Linked DNA regions of Mus musculus: region 2 is linked to region 1. A link is a loop called in an ENCODE intact Hi-C map of the cell type or tissue named here. Cell type or tissue: left cerebral cortex. All regions are shown on one strand.

Region 1 (8,000 bases):
CCACTTCTGTGTTTGCTGGGCCCCGGCATAGTCTCACAAGAGACAGCTACATCTGCGTCCTTTCAATAAAATCTTGCTAGTGTATGCAATGGTGTCAGCGTTTGGATGCTGATTATGGGGTGGATCCCTGGCTATGGCAGTCTCTACATGGTCCATCCTTTCATCTCAGCTCCAAACTCCGTCTCTGTAACTCCTTCCATGGGTGTTTTGTTCCCAAATCTAAGGAGGGGCATAGTGTCCTTCCGCAGACTCCTATGCACACTAATCTGACTTGCTTTAACTTCCCAAACTTTCCCACTAAATCCTCTAGAAGGCCAGGGTCACTACCAGCATCTTTAGCTGCATTTTGAGCTATCTTCTTCTGTCTTAACACAGTAGGAACCACATCAAGAACAACATGATAATTTTAAGCTAAGCAAACACATTTAAGCATGTTGGTATTCTAGGCTCATGCCAAGCACAGCACACTCATTAATGCCTCTTATTTCCCACTGTATAGCTGAGCATATTATCATCCCATATTTGAATATTTGTTTGTTTATTTACTTAGATGCTGGGGATTGAACCCTAGGTTTCAGGCTTGCTAGACCACTGAGCTACACCACCAGCCCTGTATACTGATTAGGAAACCAAAGCACAGAGAATTACTCAATTACCTCCAGATCGAGCCAATAAGAAGTAGATTAGAGACATGGGACTTGAGTCAAGACAGCTGGGATCCAAGGCCCCTGTGTGCAACCACTGTGGTATACTGTAATCAAGAGAGTCTGAGGTCAGAGAGGAGATACCTCCACAGAGCATCAGCAATGAAGAAACAGGAGGAGGACACTGAGTCTCCTTGTGTTCAGAACCAGCCCCTAAAAACCATCACAAAGCTCCCCAGAAGAACACAAGTCCCTGCAATCCTCCATTTTCTCTTAAACTCTACTCTTTTGTTCATCCTTGCTTATTTCTACTAAAACAGCTCTTCTGTGGGCTTTATATGCTATGCATCTTATAAATTCATGTGGCAGCTGAGATTATACCTTGGCTCTCTGATTCCCAGGCCTGAGTTAATTCTCAACAATGGGGCCAAAGCTACTTAGGGGCCAGCCAGGAATAACAGCAAACGAGCAATAATAAGGACAGTGGTGATGAAAACAGTGAGAGCTGGCATCCCATCCATAAAAGCACATGCCAAGCATATGCCTTGTGTTCGGTACAAAGCAGTACCCTTTCAAGACCCCATAAAGACTTTCTAACAACTTGATATGGATGGATGGGTGGATGAATGGATGGATGGATGGACAGATGGATGGGCAGAAAGCTGAGCAGATGTTGGGATAATAGAAGGGTGTTAAGTTAAAGGGCTATCAGATGCCACTCTGGCTCTTCAAGGTCCTGGTCATGCCTTGTGAAACAAGAATGAAAATTCATGAACAATCTGTAAGTTTGGTTACTGGATTTTGAATCCTGGTACCTCAAAGTTGAAGCACTAGGTTTATTAGTTACTTTCCCTATTTGGGACAAAACACCTGGTAAAAGCAACTTAAGGAGTAGAGGGTTCACATGGCTCACAGTCTGAGAGTGCACAGTCTATCATGCCAGAGGTGCATGGGCAGCAGAGGAGTGGAGGGGTCATGTGGCTTACAGTCTGAGGGTGTATAGTCCATTATGCCAGAGATGCATAGGCAGCCAAGGAGTGAGGTAGCTGGCCATGTTATGCCCACAGTCAGGAAACAAATATATGAAAGTTTTTCTTGTTTTCCCTGTTGTATTCACCCCAGAACCTGAACTTAGTGGTCTGATACCTCTCACATGAGTGATCTTCTCACCTCAGCTAAATCTCACTGGAAACGACCTCACAGACACACCTAGAGGCATTGTTTCCTGGGTGATTTTAGATCCAGTCAAATCAACACTGAAGATTCACCAGCACACTAGGAATCTTGGACCACAGTCATTAGGATGCCATTTTCAATTGAGCTTTACTTTCTAGAACTCAGAAGCAGCTCATTAAGGTCTAGATCATTATCACCACCCTGAGGCATAGGCACTCAAAGAACTCTCACTCTTTGCCAGAAAGGTTGATGTGTGTGTTGGAGAGATTTAATCTCACCATCTTAACACTTTACAAGGTAGACATTCATTATCTCTATTTACAGATCAGAAATCAGAGACACTGAAGATAAATGACTTACCTGATGTCACAGCTAAAAATCTGATGGGCCCAAGATGAAAACCTAATTGGAACCTCAGCTCTTGATCCTTTCAGAACTTCATACCAATTGCTCCCCCCCCCCCCAAAATGCAATCTCTGTCTGACATTATATGTTGGGCATTGGGCATATTGTCTCAAATGGCTTGCTTTTCACAGCAATTCTGAACCATTCTTCTAGATGATCAAAACTAGGTCTCAGAGAAGTTGTAGCACCTGTCCAGGGTCACAGTGCAAGCTCATGACATAGGTGTGTTTGGCAGAAGTCTGACTACACTGTCAAGCTCCTTTTATAGAAGCAGGGAGGGCAATGGAGGTCAGAAAAAGGTCAAAAAATGACTAAGGTCAGTATCATCAAACAGTGAGAAAGGTGGGACCTGATTCAAAGTTGCCATTCTATCAGGAGTAGCACAGACCCTAAGATCTGTGTCCTGTATCCAGGACATGCTCATAGTTGGAGTGGAACACTATCAAAGGAATTATGGGGGAGGGGAAGCGGAGGGAATGAAGTTTGGCCCTGGTGGGAGATGAGTTGCTTCCCAGAAAGCAACCAAACCTCGCCCTGTCCTTCCTTCCCCAGGCTGCAGACCAAGTCAAGCAGAGATGTAATTGTGACAGATAGACAGTGAGAACGTTGCTCTGCCTGGGGATTATGCTTCTGATTTTGGAAAGAAAGTAGCCTAAAGCCAGCCTCATCTGGAAGAGGTCACAACTCTGCCTGGGCACTGGAGTGTAAACTCCCTGCTGGCTTTGGATCCTATTATTTATCTTCCTCCCTGAACTCTTTCGTGTACTGTTGACTTTCTCACTGGAGGTGCAATTATTTAACATGGAGCCGAAGCCGGGAGAAGACTGCGCATTTTAATCAAAGCACCGAATGAGGGAGTCTAGATGACTTTACAAAATGTATTGGAGGGGAATTTTGCAGAGCAATGTCTGGGTATCAGGTAATTAAGTAAAAAGGGAAAAATAACTTCCCAAGGGGCGTAAACAAACACATGGAGTTAGGCTCACTTCAACATTTATGCTGAGTGAGGAAAATGGATTTCCGAGTGAACTGTTGATCATAAACTAGGGCTGCTTCCTGTAATATCAAAATAAACAGACTTCATGAGACTGGGAGTCTGCTGCAAGTAGAGGTAGGGGGAAACAGCCATTTCCTTACAGTGGTAAGGAAAGTGAAGCCTGAGGCCTTGAAGGGCAAAGTGACTTTCTCAAGGCCCCGTGGCAGCTGAGACTATATCCTGGCTCTCTGATTCCCAGGCCTGAGTTAATTCTCAACAAAGAAGCCAAGGCTGCTTAGGGGCCATCCACGAATAACAGCAAAAGAGCAATAATAAGGACAGTGATGACAAAAATAGTGAGAGCTGGCATCCCATCCATGAAAGCACATGCCAGGCATATATACCTTGTGCTCCGTGCCCATTATCCAATGTGGGACCCTCCCGAGACTCCATGAAGAAAATGCTACTGCTATCCTCATACAGAGGTCAGTGGACAGAGGCAGGACGTAAGAAACCAGCTGAGTATTCCCCAACTAGAGAATGTCATAGAGTAGGTGTCACATGCAGACCCCTACCATACTCCACTCTACAGTCTTTGAACATCCAAAGCCTTTGCCTGTTTGCTAAGACCTCTAGTCCTCAATCCTAAAAGTCTTGGTCCCTGGGCTCCTGCTTCTATGTAACTCTCCTATACCCATTTATACCACGTTTATCCTGAGGAGAAAAGAGATCCATCCATCATTTCCCCTGAAGGATAGCAAGAGCAGGTGAAAGCAGAGAAAGTACAGATGCTCTTGTGAGCTTTGGCATCACATGGGAGCATCCCACACAGCATCTGCAACAGTCTACTGGAAACCGCACACTAGACTACTTCTTCTGAGGCCTGGAACACATTGCACATTTTCTCACAAAGTTGTCTCGCTTTTCCCTCTTCCAAAGGTCTCATGTCAGCTCCTCGGGTCTTATTTCTCCCTTATTCTCCTCCCCTCTGTCTCTTTTCCTCTTCCTTCTTTTCGAGAAGAGAAGAGAACCAACAATTTATTTCCGTGGACACCCATGCCTTCAGGGTCTCACCTTCAACCCTGAGCATCTTATCAAGGTTTTCTCCAGGACAGAGGCAATTTTCCTTTTCAGAGAGAGATTCTGGAGCGAACTGCTAAAATAAAATTCATTATTCAGTTGGTGACACCAATAACTAAGAGGTCTCTCCTTGCATTTTTTAAAAGCTGGTATGTTTGTTTATCTGTGCGTCATAGGGTTTCTACAGGATAACCTATACTGGGAACTACAGAAGTTGAGTTCCTGCATTTATTATGCCTCCTCTAGTGTTTGTCTCTCCTTGACTTTCAGCCTCCAAGACATCCTAATGATACAAACTTTATTTGGGCTGAGACTGCAGAATATCTTGCCACCTCCTGATCCCAACCTCTGAGCAATGACTTTCAGGAAACACACATACTGAAATGTGCTTTGAAATAAAGGCTTTATTTTGTCCCATTATCCTCCCTAGAACCTAGCAGAGAACCTGAGATGGGAGTGATGTGCTCACTCAACATGAGCACCCAGTCATGTCCAAAGTTTCTATGTTCTAGGTAGTCTTTGAAAGTACATGAATAACAAAAAAATTAAGCCCTTAAATTCAAAAACGTGTCTATACCGAATGACACTGACATTCGTGGATATAGGTCCTGGAGACAGCCTTAATGCATCTTCTTGGGAGGTTCTTATCATCTTTGCAAACACTACATGTCAGGTGGCAGTGGAACCTATACTTGGCTCTTGCTTGTATCATGCCCTTGGCCAGTGACTGGGCTATACGTGTCTACTGTTGTAGGTCCTGCTTGGCTTTGAGCTGACTCATGGAGCTGACTTGGGTCAGTAAGATGGTGGTGAGAACAAGGGAAGATGAAGTTTGTGGGGTGGAATTGCATGTAGGGTTAGGCATTTGCACATCTCCCACCACCATCAGGCAAGTCTGGACTACCCTGCTCAGGCAGAAGGGAGGGCCCTAGCTAGGCACCTCAGCAAAAGGCTAATTCAGATTGACCAGGTAGCCAGAGAGGTTTGCAGAACCCAGGACTAAGTGCCATCTGACTCCAGATACATAAGAAAAATGTACTCATTAGGAAGCTATTCCGGTTTTATGGTTATTTTTATGCAATATTACTGTAGTAGTAGTAGATAAATGATATAAAATTTTTAAGATATCATGGAACACCTAAAGTGGCCCGAGTAAGCACAGAATAGAATGAGAGGAGGTGTTGTGTGTTAATTCCCTTGGTAAGACTGCAAACATTTGGAGTGTTCAATACAAGACCACTTTTCAACACCTGAGTGAGAAATCTTAAATGTTTCCAATATTTGAAATTTTTGATAAATTAAAGCTGAAGATACAAGGGCCGGAGAGATGGCTCCGTGGTTAATAGCACTTCCTGCTCCTGCAGAAGACCCAGATTTGATTCCCAGCACCCACATGGTAGGTCACAAACATCTGTAACTTCTGTTCCAGGGAACCTAATCCCTTCTTCTGACCTTCATGAGCACCAAGAACACACATGGTGTGTACATACATACATACATGTAGACAAAATATTCATAAAATAAATACATCTAATTTTTAGAAAGGTAACGTTGTCAAATGCAGATTCATTAAAGGTGAGGACAAAATGTGGGATAAGTTAAATATTTCTCATGTAATAAGTATTCCTCATGCAACAGATTGAGCCTTTTAACATTGGGTGGGGGGCAGAATAACCCTGCATGCAGCCTTATTTGGATATAACATTAAATGCCTAAGCATGCCCTTCATAAATGTGAGATTTGAAACTAATGGCCTCTGTGCTGCCCTGTTCCAGTCCAGTCTAAAATTGAGGGTGTGAAGACAGAGGAGATGTTGGTGAGAACTGAGATTTAATAATGACTCTTGGAGCTGAATTAAGTAATGAAGTAACTGAGTTGATAGCAAGGAGAAAGTGCACCCTGATTTATCCAGGGTCCTCCCAAAAGAACCCCCACAGACCCCTGGAAAATCCCTCAACCACAGCTACAAGGCTTGATGCATGAACCCCCATCTTGGCCATCTTGGCTACCAAAAAAGCTTTGGACCATCCCACCAGCACCTCAGAACAGTTTTCAAGTCTCTTAAGACCTAACAGCAAGAAGCAGGGTTAATACCAGTATCACATCGCCACCTAATGGTCACTCTTGTAAAATCATAATCTCCATTTCTGATATTTATGAGCCTCCTTGGAGGCAAAGGCTGCTTGCTAGTCGGACCTAGAAATTCACACACACACACACACACACACACACACACACACACACACACACACGAACACGCAAGCATGGGCACACGTATGAGCATGCACATGATGCACAAACAGGTCTATACAAGATTCTTTATACACATCCTGGCATGAACCATTACATAGTGACTGCAGTTATTAACACCATTATTTTATTATTGCCACACTACTGTAGAAATACCTGGCTGAGGCTTTGAAGTTAATTGGGTTTAGGGGAAATTAGATTTTTAAGAGATATTAAGAATCCATGTCTTCCTAGATTTCATTCAATAAACAGGCACTAAATGTTTAGTGCACACCAGCACTGCACTATGTAACTGAATCCAAGTGGAAAAGATATTAAAACAGCTACATTGTAGCACCCTGCAGTACAGCATCTCCAAAGCTGAAGAGGAGGTGGGCATTCAGGCAGCCCACTCTCAAGTGCTGTAAAGAGACACTTCCCCACAGTGTCAGAGTGGTGGTGATTGCTGGGCACATGCTGCAGCTTCCTGCCATCCAAATCTCGACCATGGATGCTACCGTGGTCCTGCAGGCTGGAGTCTGATGTCGGCCTATCTTCAGCACTTTGAAGAGTTCTTGGTTTTAAAGCGGCAGGTGGGAAACTTCCTTGCAATGAAGAGACCGTAGGTTTATAAAGAGTGATCATGCGGTAGGGCTTGGGATGATGGAGCAGGAGGATGTCTGTGAGTGTTTGGGTGGCTCCTTGGTGTCCCTGCATTGGTGTCATTGGTGGGTGGGCCTCACGTTAGCCTTGAAGGCTGAATGGGTTTGTGAAAGGTACACTCTTCCTTTCTGTCATCTGCTACACCCACTGGATTTTTATTACCAACCATGTTCTTCAGACCCCTCCTTTGGACTCCTTGCCAGACCTGGATTCATTTCTGTAGGCTTACACACTTTTTCCACTACTGAAAGTTGCTCTGTTCCACCTCATTCTCATACGTGGTTGGCACTCTGCATGTACCTGCAGGTCCCCAGCGCCCCCCTCCCCCAATCAGCCATTGCATGCTGGCAGCTGTACAACCCAGGAGACTGTGTTGGAGGACAGCTTGTTTATTGAAATGACAAGGCTAGCTTATATAGCTCGAGTCAGGGAGAGAAGGGGAGAAAAAAGTACAAGGGAGAAAATGCACCTAATTTGCATATGAGGACCTAATTGAAAACAGGCAAACCTTAGTGACACACCATTCAAATAACAAATCATTCAGGAGGAAACAGGGACTTTCCAAGCATATCAGTTAGATCATGTGCCTGCCACATGATCTCTGAGAAGCTAGGTTTCTGGTGGGGAAACAGAAGACTACCTGCTCTATCATGATGTAGCCTTTGTCTCTATGGGGTTGAATAGGTCCAAACCTGACTTGGGTAGGGAGTGACCTCACTCCTGCCATGTTCCAGGTAAGGGCAGCATTCTACTGTCCCTCATCTGGCTTGAGAATCCACATCTCCTCCTTTGTTTTTTTTATATTAGTGCTGCATCATTGTCGTATG
Region 2 (8,000 bases), 260 kb before region 1:
CACTGTGTGGGGAGTAGGTAGGTAGTGCTAGCTTTGCTGAGTGTCATCCTGCTCATACTCCAAAGGAAGGGAAATGACAGCAGAGCCAGTGATCCCCTCAAGTGAGAAGGTGGGTGTTGGCAATGTTTAGTCTCCATTGTCAGCTCCTGGCGCACACACTGGTTGGCCTGTGAGGAGACAGTAAGGGCTTTGACTCAATGGTTGGTTTAACCTTTGTAGAGAGGATTTTTCATGAGAAATACCTGTCAATAAAAAAACTCTATGGCCAATGAGTTGAGGCAGGAAATAGGGGGTGGGACATTGGAAGGAAGAGAGGATTCTGGGAAATAGTGAAAGAATAAAAGGGAGAGATTTGAGCAAGACCTGGAGGGAGATGTTGAGGGAGACTCTGAGAGAGATACCGAGGGAGAAGCTGAGGGAGATGCTGAGGGAGACTCTGAGAGAGATACTGAGGGAGAAGCTGAGGGAGATGCCGAGGATGACTTTTGAGAAAAGAAGCAGGCTGGGACTGAAGGAGAGGTAACTAACCAAGTGGTAGACATAGAATAGTTTGAATAAGTTACCAGCTAGTCAAGAAATGAGCCAAAGCTCATTATTATTATGTTATTAAATGCCAGGCATCATTTAATAACAAATAATTAGTCTCAAAGTTGCCATTCCAAGAGTGGGGGAGAAAAGAAAAAAGGCTTTATCATCATCATCATCATCATCATCATCATCATCATTTTTATAAACCTTCTGATGGATTCCAAGTCTAAATAGGTCATTAAGAGGCCCTGGGACTTCTGGCCTATTTGAAGCAGAGATCACTGGAGGCACCATCCAGAAGGCCATGCCTTGTGCTATCTCGTCCCTGGCTACCACTGAACCGTTCTGTTCTGCCATGCTCCTGACTGCATCGACTGGCACCTTACCCTCTTGTTTCTTTGAGGTACTTTGCCACAGTATGGAGAGAGGACGTTTCTTCCTCACTGTGGTCATAAGTGGCAATCACAGACAGAGGATCCCTACAAGTGCACCTATGGGACCAAACTCCCAAGTGCATCTATGGACCAAACTCCCAGCGAGATGTGTTACCTCTTGGGAGAGACTTGGAGTTAGATGAGCCAACGGGAGCAGGGCACCTGTGGTGGGATTTGTGTCCTTATAAGAACAAGAGCGGTCACAGCACGGTCTTCTTCCCCCACCTCTTCCTTCTCTCTCACAGTACAGAGGTCTGGTGAGAAAGCCATAAGACAGAAGCCAAAGAAAGCTTTCATTAAGAACCGTGTTTGCCCTCGGCAGGCACTGTGATTTCAGGCTTCCTCTAGAAACGTGAGCATCTGCTGCAGGAGCCCGGCAACGTGGCATTTTGTTACAGCAGCTGAGGGTGAGAGGATCCTCACCAGTTCCGAAGCTAGGCCGCTTGCTTCTCAGACTTGCCTCAGATTCTGACGGATCTTCTGCTCCGACTGAAAATGGAAAGTGACTCACTTGCATGCTGCAAGAGCTCAAACCAGGCCCCAAATGGTCCTCGGTGTTTGCAAACTGGGCTCAGGTTTCAGTTTTGGTGGAGAGGTAGCTCCAGGGCAGTTCATTGATAGGGGCTTTGTGGAATTCGAACTTCCTAGTGTTTCCATGGAAGAAGCACCCGGTATTTTTCTGTTCCCCAGAATGAAAAGGATTGAGGCCTAAAAATATCAACAAGGAAGAGTAGAGAAATGGAGGCCGACTCTAATATACCTACATGACTAATGGAGCAAGCGAAAACTCTTGACATTGGTGAATTTGCCCATGGTAGAAAACTGAACCAGATTCTGCAAGAAGTAAAAATTGAGATGGGACTAAAGGCATAGGATCTTTTGGGGGAAATACCTGGGCAAAATAATAATAACAATAACAGCAACAACAATAAAGAAGCCAGACATGCTAGGAGAACCACCAAACCATGAAATAAGTTTGACCTTATAAAGAGAGAGGAAAAGAAGGTTTGGTGGAAACGTCTCAGACTTTCCTGTAATCTTTCATTGTTTTGGAAATCTTGGGGTGTCTGAGGAGACCTAAGGTGGCCCTGCTGGGAATGAATCATTCCTGATGTCCCTGACACACTTGGCTGTGACTCTGGAGCAGTCAGCCTGGCCTCCATATGCTCAGACCTCAGAGCTCAGCAGTGGGACACCAGCCACTGTTCTTCTAGGAGGACTGTCAAGTACAGTGGTTCTCAGCCTTCCTAATGCTGCTATCCTTTAACACATTTCCTCATGGAGTGCTGACCCAAACCATAAAATTAGAATTTCATTGCTACTTCATAACTGTAATTTTTGACACTGTTGTAAATCGTAATATAAACATCTGATATGCAGGATTTCTGATATTCGACGCCAAAGAGGTTTTGACCCACAGGTTGAGAACCGCTGGCAAAGACCTGACTTATGGTCCTGCACACATGTTAAATGTAAATGATTTTTTTCATTGATGAAAATCTTTTCGCATTTCTTTTCAAGAAAACTTCTTCACAGAATGGTATAGAAGCAACAAAAGAAGGTATAAGAAAATTTGATGGCTTCCAAAATGATTCTTTATTCTGAACCAAAAATAGCACAAAACAGCCTGACCACCTATCACAAAACTTATCAGCATTCACTTTGGTTCTAAAAAAAAAAAAAGGAATCTGCACGTAACTGATAAAATTGCCACTATGAATGGTATTTCAAGGAATATTCTATAGGACCTGAGGCCAACTCCAAGAATCAAGTCTACATATTCTGAGCAGCAGTAACATTATAGGAGTTAAATATATAGCTTTCAGCTTTCCAAGGTGACTTTATTCCCATTGGGAATAGAATTCCAGGAGTAATATTAAGAATTAAACTAAGCTCCAGCTTCCACCATCTCTTCCCTGTGTGTGCACAAGCAGATGGCTATGTGGGAAGATTATTCACTTTGTAGCTGTCGGGGAGAGCCCTTACAAGGCTCTGCACCTCATTTTATATTTGTACTTTTGTATAGCATTTATCAAAAGGGGGTTCAGATGTTATTAACACACCCCTTGGGTTCGTGATACCCTTCCTCTCTCAGAAGTGTGTGGAGTTGTGCGTGCGCACCTCAGTGTGCTGAGCACTTGCTCTGTGCCTCTTCCTGAGCTTGGGCCTGGGTGCATATGTTTCTCCATCTGGGCAAAGCTTTGCTGCACTGGTTGTTTTAAATGTCTTTGGGTTGCTGAATAAAAAGAAGTTAAAGGGTGTGTCTGCAGAGAAAATAAAATAAAATAAAATAAAATAAAATAAAATAAAAAGACCTGTCTAGACAAACCTCTGAAGCAGGGGGTAGGATGGGGGATGGGCAATTCCTCACTTCCTTCCTGGGAACTCAATCTTGGACGTTTCTTGTAGGGAAGTGGGGGTGTTGGGGGGGGGAGCGCTTTCTTCATACCACTAGAGGGCATCAGTGTGCAGACAATGGTGATTCAGACAGGGTGCTGAATTAACTCCAGGGAGTAAGAAAGATGACCCACATTCCTGCGCCCTCTAACTCCCGCCTTGCCATGGCAATACATCCTGCGCAGCCAGGATGCTTCGTTCTGGCTTCAAATCATGCTAGCATTTCCTCCCAGCAGCACAGCTCCCAAAGACACTCTGTCTATTCTTCTTCCAAAGTATTTGCTGTGGAGCCATTGGGCCTATAAATAAATGAAGGTCAGATAAGCTCATTGTCCTGGGGCAACAGACCATGGATACACAAAGACCTTGGGGGGGATACTGAACTGACTTGGTAGTCTTGGACTCAGGCTCTGGGTCTGTCATTGTCTAAGTGATGTTGAGAAAGTCACTTGACCTTCCTGAATTTAGGCATCTTTATTTGTAAAACAGGAGGGAGGATCCTGTAACTTCTATAGGTATGTAAGAGCAGATTTGGCTCTCATCGAACACCCTCATGGCAAGAGTCTAGTTCTTACTGTCGTGATTGTAAGCAAGAGAAAAGAGTGGTTAAGAGCTTTCATTCTAAAGTTCTAAAATCCAAAGAAAGTTTATAAACTCCCAGGAATGGAATTCCAAATGAAGGTCCTATTTAGTTTTTAGCACATCGCATAAGGAGCTTTGAAGTCATTTCTCCCTCACATACCAGGAGAAAAAGCTGACCAAACTAAAAACCAACAGCTCTTCCCAGATCATCAGAAAGTTGCTGTCTCCCAGGTGAAGAGACCAATAGGCAGATGCAGTGAGCAGTCTTTACTGGGGCAAAGCAGTGAGAATTAGTACGCCTTCTACACAGTATACCTTGTCTGGCTTACAATAAAAAAAATGACAAGATTAAGGGCCTAGAGGCATAGCTCAGGGGTAGGACACTTACCTAGTATGTAAAATGTCCTGAATTTAATCCATAGTATTTCAGTTGGAAAAAGAAAATTCAAGACTTACTGAAAAATAAAAACACCATGTAAAGAGAAAAGGCAGGCCCCAGAATCAAATATGGCAGAGATGCTGGAATTAGACTGGGGATTTGAAACAACCGTGATTAACATGCTAAGGGCTCTAATGAAGAAGCAGACGATGTGAAAGAACAGATGGGTCATAAGAGAGAGAGAGAGAGAGAGATGGAAATTCCAGAAAAATCAAAAGTAAAACCGGAACCAAAAAGCATAATAATAGTCCTTAGGAACTTAGAAGAGGAGAAAAGAATGAATGAACTTGGAGAAATGTCACTCAACACTTCCACAAGTTAAACACTAAAGGAAATAAAGAGTGAAGAGAAATAGAATAGCTAAGCTCCATGGGAAGATGGTAAGGATGTCTCATGGGTGCAGTGGGAAAATCAAGCCTCATTAAGAACTTCCATACCACCTGGCTGCTGACTGCTGCTCAGCCATTCTGCTCATGCTGAACATAACACTCTAGTGTGCAAAGCTCAGCCATAGGATGGATAAAGGACCATTGCCTATCCATCAATGAACTGTTACAAATGATTTCCACTTGAGAAAAATGAAAGACTTTATAAGGGCCAGGAGAGACTCTGAGGAATAATGGGGCTTACCTGAGAGACGTCACTTACATGGATTTGAAAGCACCTGTACCATCTCACGTTCTCTGACAGTGGACTTCATCCCCAAACCAAATCCAATCTGTGGCCAGTGACCTCAGAGCTATTTCTTCACCATATCATTTCTAGTGGGACTTGATTTTAAGCAAGAAACACAGCGGACAGGTTTGGAGTAGCTCCTCAAGAGGTTCCCCTGTCTGTCCAAAGAAACTGTCCAGAGGTGTCCACCTTCTGCTTCTTTCCCTCTTGCTGGTTCTTCACTTCAATCGTTTTTATTATAAATGTCCAAAGTACTATTCAGAGCTTGCCATGTGTCCATCCTCAGCCTTAACCCTCATCCTCTTGCATTCACATCCTTCTCATAAATCTCCAGCAGGAGCTTTCTTCAGCGTGACTTTCAGGGTCAGTCTTAACCTCATGGAATGGCCCACCTTATCCCTCTGCCCCTCTTGTTTTCATACCAGGAGCCAGGTCCCTGCAACACTGAGTTGTTTGTATTTCCTCTTGCTCTGGCTTTACATATTCTTCTCTATGATGGTGTCCAGTTTTTAGACAAAGAATCAACACAGTGCCCACCTTCACCACTGCCAGGACATCTTTCTTAGAAACCTGTACAGGTTGGTGTGTCTTCAATACTTTCCCCATTACACATTCCCTGGACATTCCCCTGCCTATCTCCTTCTGGGACCACAGAGCTTCCTCTGATTGGTTTCAGATGCCTAGAAAGCAGGACAAAGATTCTCCCTAGAATACTCTGAGCAATACTGTCCTGCCATCCAGGACAGATATGGAGCAGGCTTGGTTATGTGGACGGAAGTACAGTCACCGACCTCATAGCCACAGGTTCAGCATCTGTAAAATCAACCAACTGTGTGATAAAAATACTTGAAGAAAAATTGTGTTTGCATTGAATGTGAACCAATCTTTTGTTTTTGTCATGATTCTCTAAATACCACCTGAGTCTTCTATATAGCAACTCCACTTTATTATGTACCGTGAGTAATCCAGACAGAATTTTAAGTATACAGGAGCACATATGTAGGTTTCTGAGAATATTACAGTCTCTTATATTTTGGTATTTTTGGGAAGATCCAGGTGGCAGTCTCCACTGAAAACAAATAAAGGAGTAAATAAATGAGTTGACAAAGTGGGAAATCTCAAAAAGTAAGTTGTGAGCTACACAGAGATTTGCACTAAATATGTAAGACCCATAAAGCTCAAAACAAACAAGACCCCCAGCATGGAGCAGGGTGTGAGCCTGAAGGCCCAACCCCTAGCTCAGGAGATATTGGTAAATGATAGCCACCAGGAGAAGAATTAGTTCTCTTTAAAAGTGTGAACTCTGGCAGGTCTAACAAATTCCACTGATGGCCACACACCGAAGTATATACATAGTACTAGCTGGACTAAACGGAGTTCTTAAAAAATAAGGACATAAGTTGGTAGGGTATGGAGTAGGAGGATCTGAGATGAGGTGAAGAGAAGGGGACTATTACTGAATTATAATGTATGAAATTCTCAAAGAGTTAGTAAAAATATATAAAACATAAGTGTTGAAAAGAAAGTGCACATAGACCCTGACTGAAGAGAAGGTCACAGAATGAAGTCAGACAGCACAAGCCACACTTTGTTTTGAATGTGCAAATTAGATTTGTGTTTCAATTCTGATTCTGATAATTAAGGAGATATGTTTCAAGAAATTGTTTCTAAAAGGCATTTTAAAAGAAAATTAGTGATGAAAATCAGTAAGACTAAAAGATGGCATGCCCCTCAAAATGCTAAATACTTTTTATCAAAAATCCAAAAGCAAATCAAATATAAAAGATATACAAGCATGGAAAGATAACAGAAGAAAGATCAAACATAATGTTCCTATCAGTAGCACAAACATACCATGCTTCCTGGGGAAAAGGCAGATTAGGTCAAACCATAAACATATGTGTGTCCTATCTGATATTTATAGACATAACACAAAAGTATCTAAGGAGATTAAGCTAAAAGTAGAGGCAAAGATGCAGCTGAAGTGTTCAGAAGAAAACTATAAAATATAGAGATTATATTAAGAGAACACAATGTATAAATTCAAAGTTAAAGGCATCATATGAGCCAAAAGTCTGTTTCTTCAACACAGGCTAATGCCAAGGCCATGTTAATTGCTCTTCAAAACCTAATAGTAAGGCCTGAAGACAATATTTACTTGTTTCCTCAAATTCAGAGAGATTAAACTGGTGCCTCATAAGAAGCTTCACCCCCTATTAAATAGTGTTCATGGCACTTGAAGACATTCTACACACTCCTGGAGGAGAAAGACAACAATTAATCTCCCCAGATACACCCTGTGTCCTGCAACAGTGACATGCCTGTAAAATAGGACAGTACAATAGTGCTACAAATGTTACAGGAGAAACCAACTACTTCCTGATAGAATTTTAGCTCACTGAAGGAGATAGAATCTATATCAGTCATTGTTAAAGTGGCCAAGAACCTAAGACTAAATAGGCCATGGCTCTAGAGGCCCAACACTTTTATTCTGTTGAAGGAATCCAGCAATAAAATGACTGAAAATGACATATTACTTATAGTGGGACTTTCCTGGACCCACCAGCAGTATGAATAATGACACAGAGGCTTTTTTCCCCATTTTTTATTAGGTATTTAGCTCATTTACATTTCCAATGCTATACCAAAAGTCCCCCATACCCCTCCTACTCCCCTACCCACCCACTCCCCCTTTTGGCCCTGGCATTCCCCTGTACTGGGGCATATAAAGTTTGCAAGTCCAATGGGCCTCTCTTTGCAGTGATGGCCGACTAGGCCATCTTCTGATACATATGCAGCTAGAGACACGAGCTCCGGGGTACTGCTTCGTTCATATTGTTGTTCCACCTATAGGGTTGCAGTTCCCTTTAGTTCCTTGGGTGCTTTCTCTAGCTCCTCCATTGGGGGCCCTGTGGTCCATTCAATAGCTGACTGTGAGCATCCAC

The links. A loop is a pair of places that touch in the nucleus more often than their neighbours do. Peaks named below come from ENCODE experiments on the same cell type or tissue, not always from the same donor. Only the 100,000 strongest peaks of a DNase experiment are listed, where the experiment ranks them.
Region 2: a loop joins it to region 1, with 6 times the contacts of the local background. A loop is called at or near these places in 23 of 42 quality-filtered maps.

What each region holds. Positions count from the first base shown.
Region 1 is chr11:66,865,516-66,873,515 of GRCm38, forward strand. No RefSeq gene overlaps it. Among named protein-coding and RNA genes, the nearest start is that of Pirt, 42 kb to the right of the region's middle. In left cerebral cortex, a CTCF peak has its summit at 6,380 (motif pointing left); DNase peaks (open chromatin) are centred at 4,034 and 6,382.
Region 2 is chr11:66,609,893-66,617,892 of GRCm38, forward strand. No RefSeq gene overlaps it. Among named protein-coding and RNA genes, the nearest start is that of Gm40028, 67 kb to the left of the region's middle. In left cerebral cortex, a CTCF peak has its summit at 3,444 (motif pointing right); DNase peaks (open chromatin) are centred at 59 and 3,442.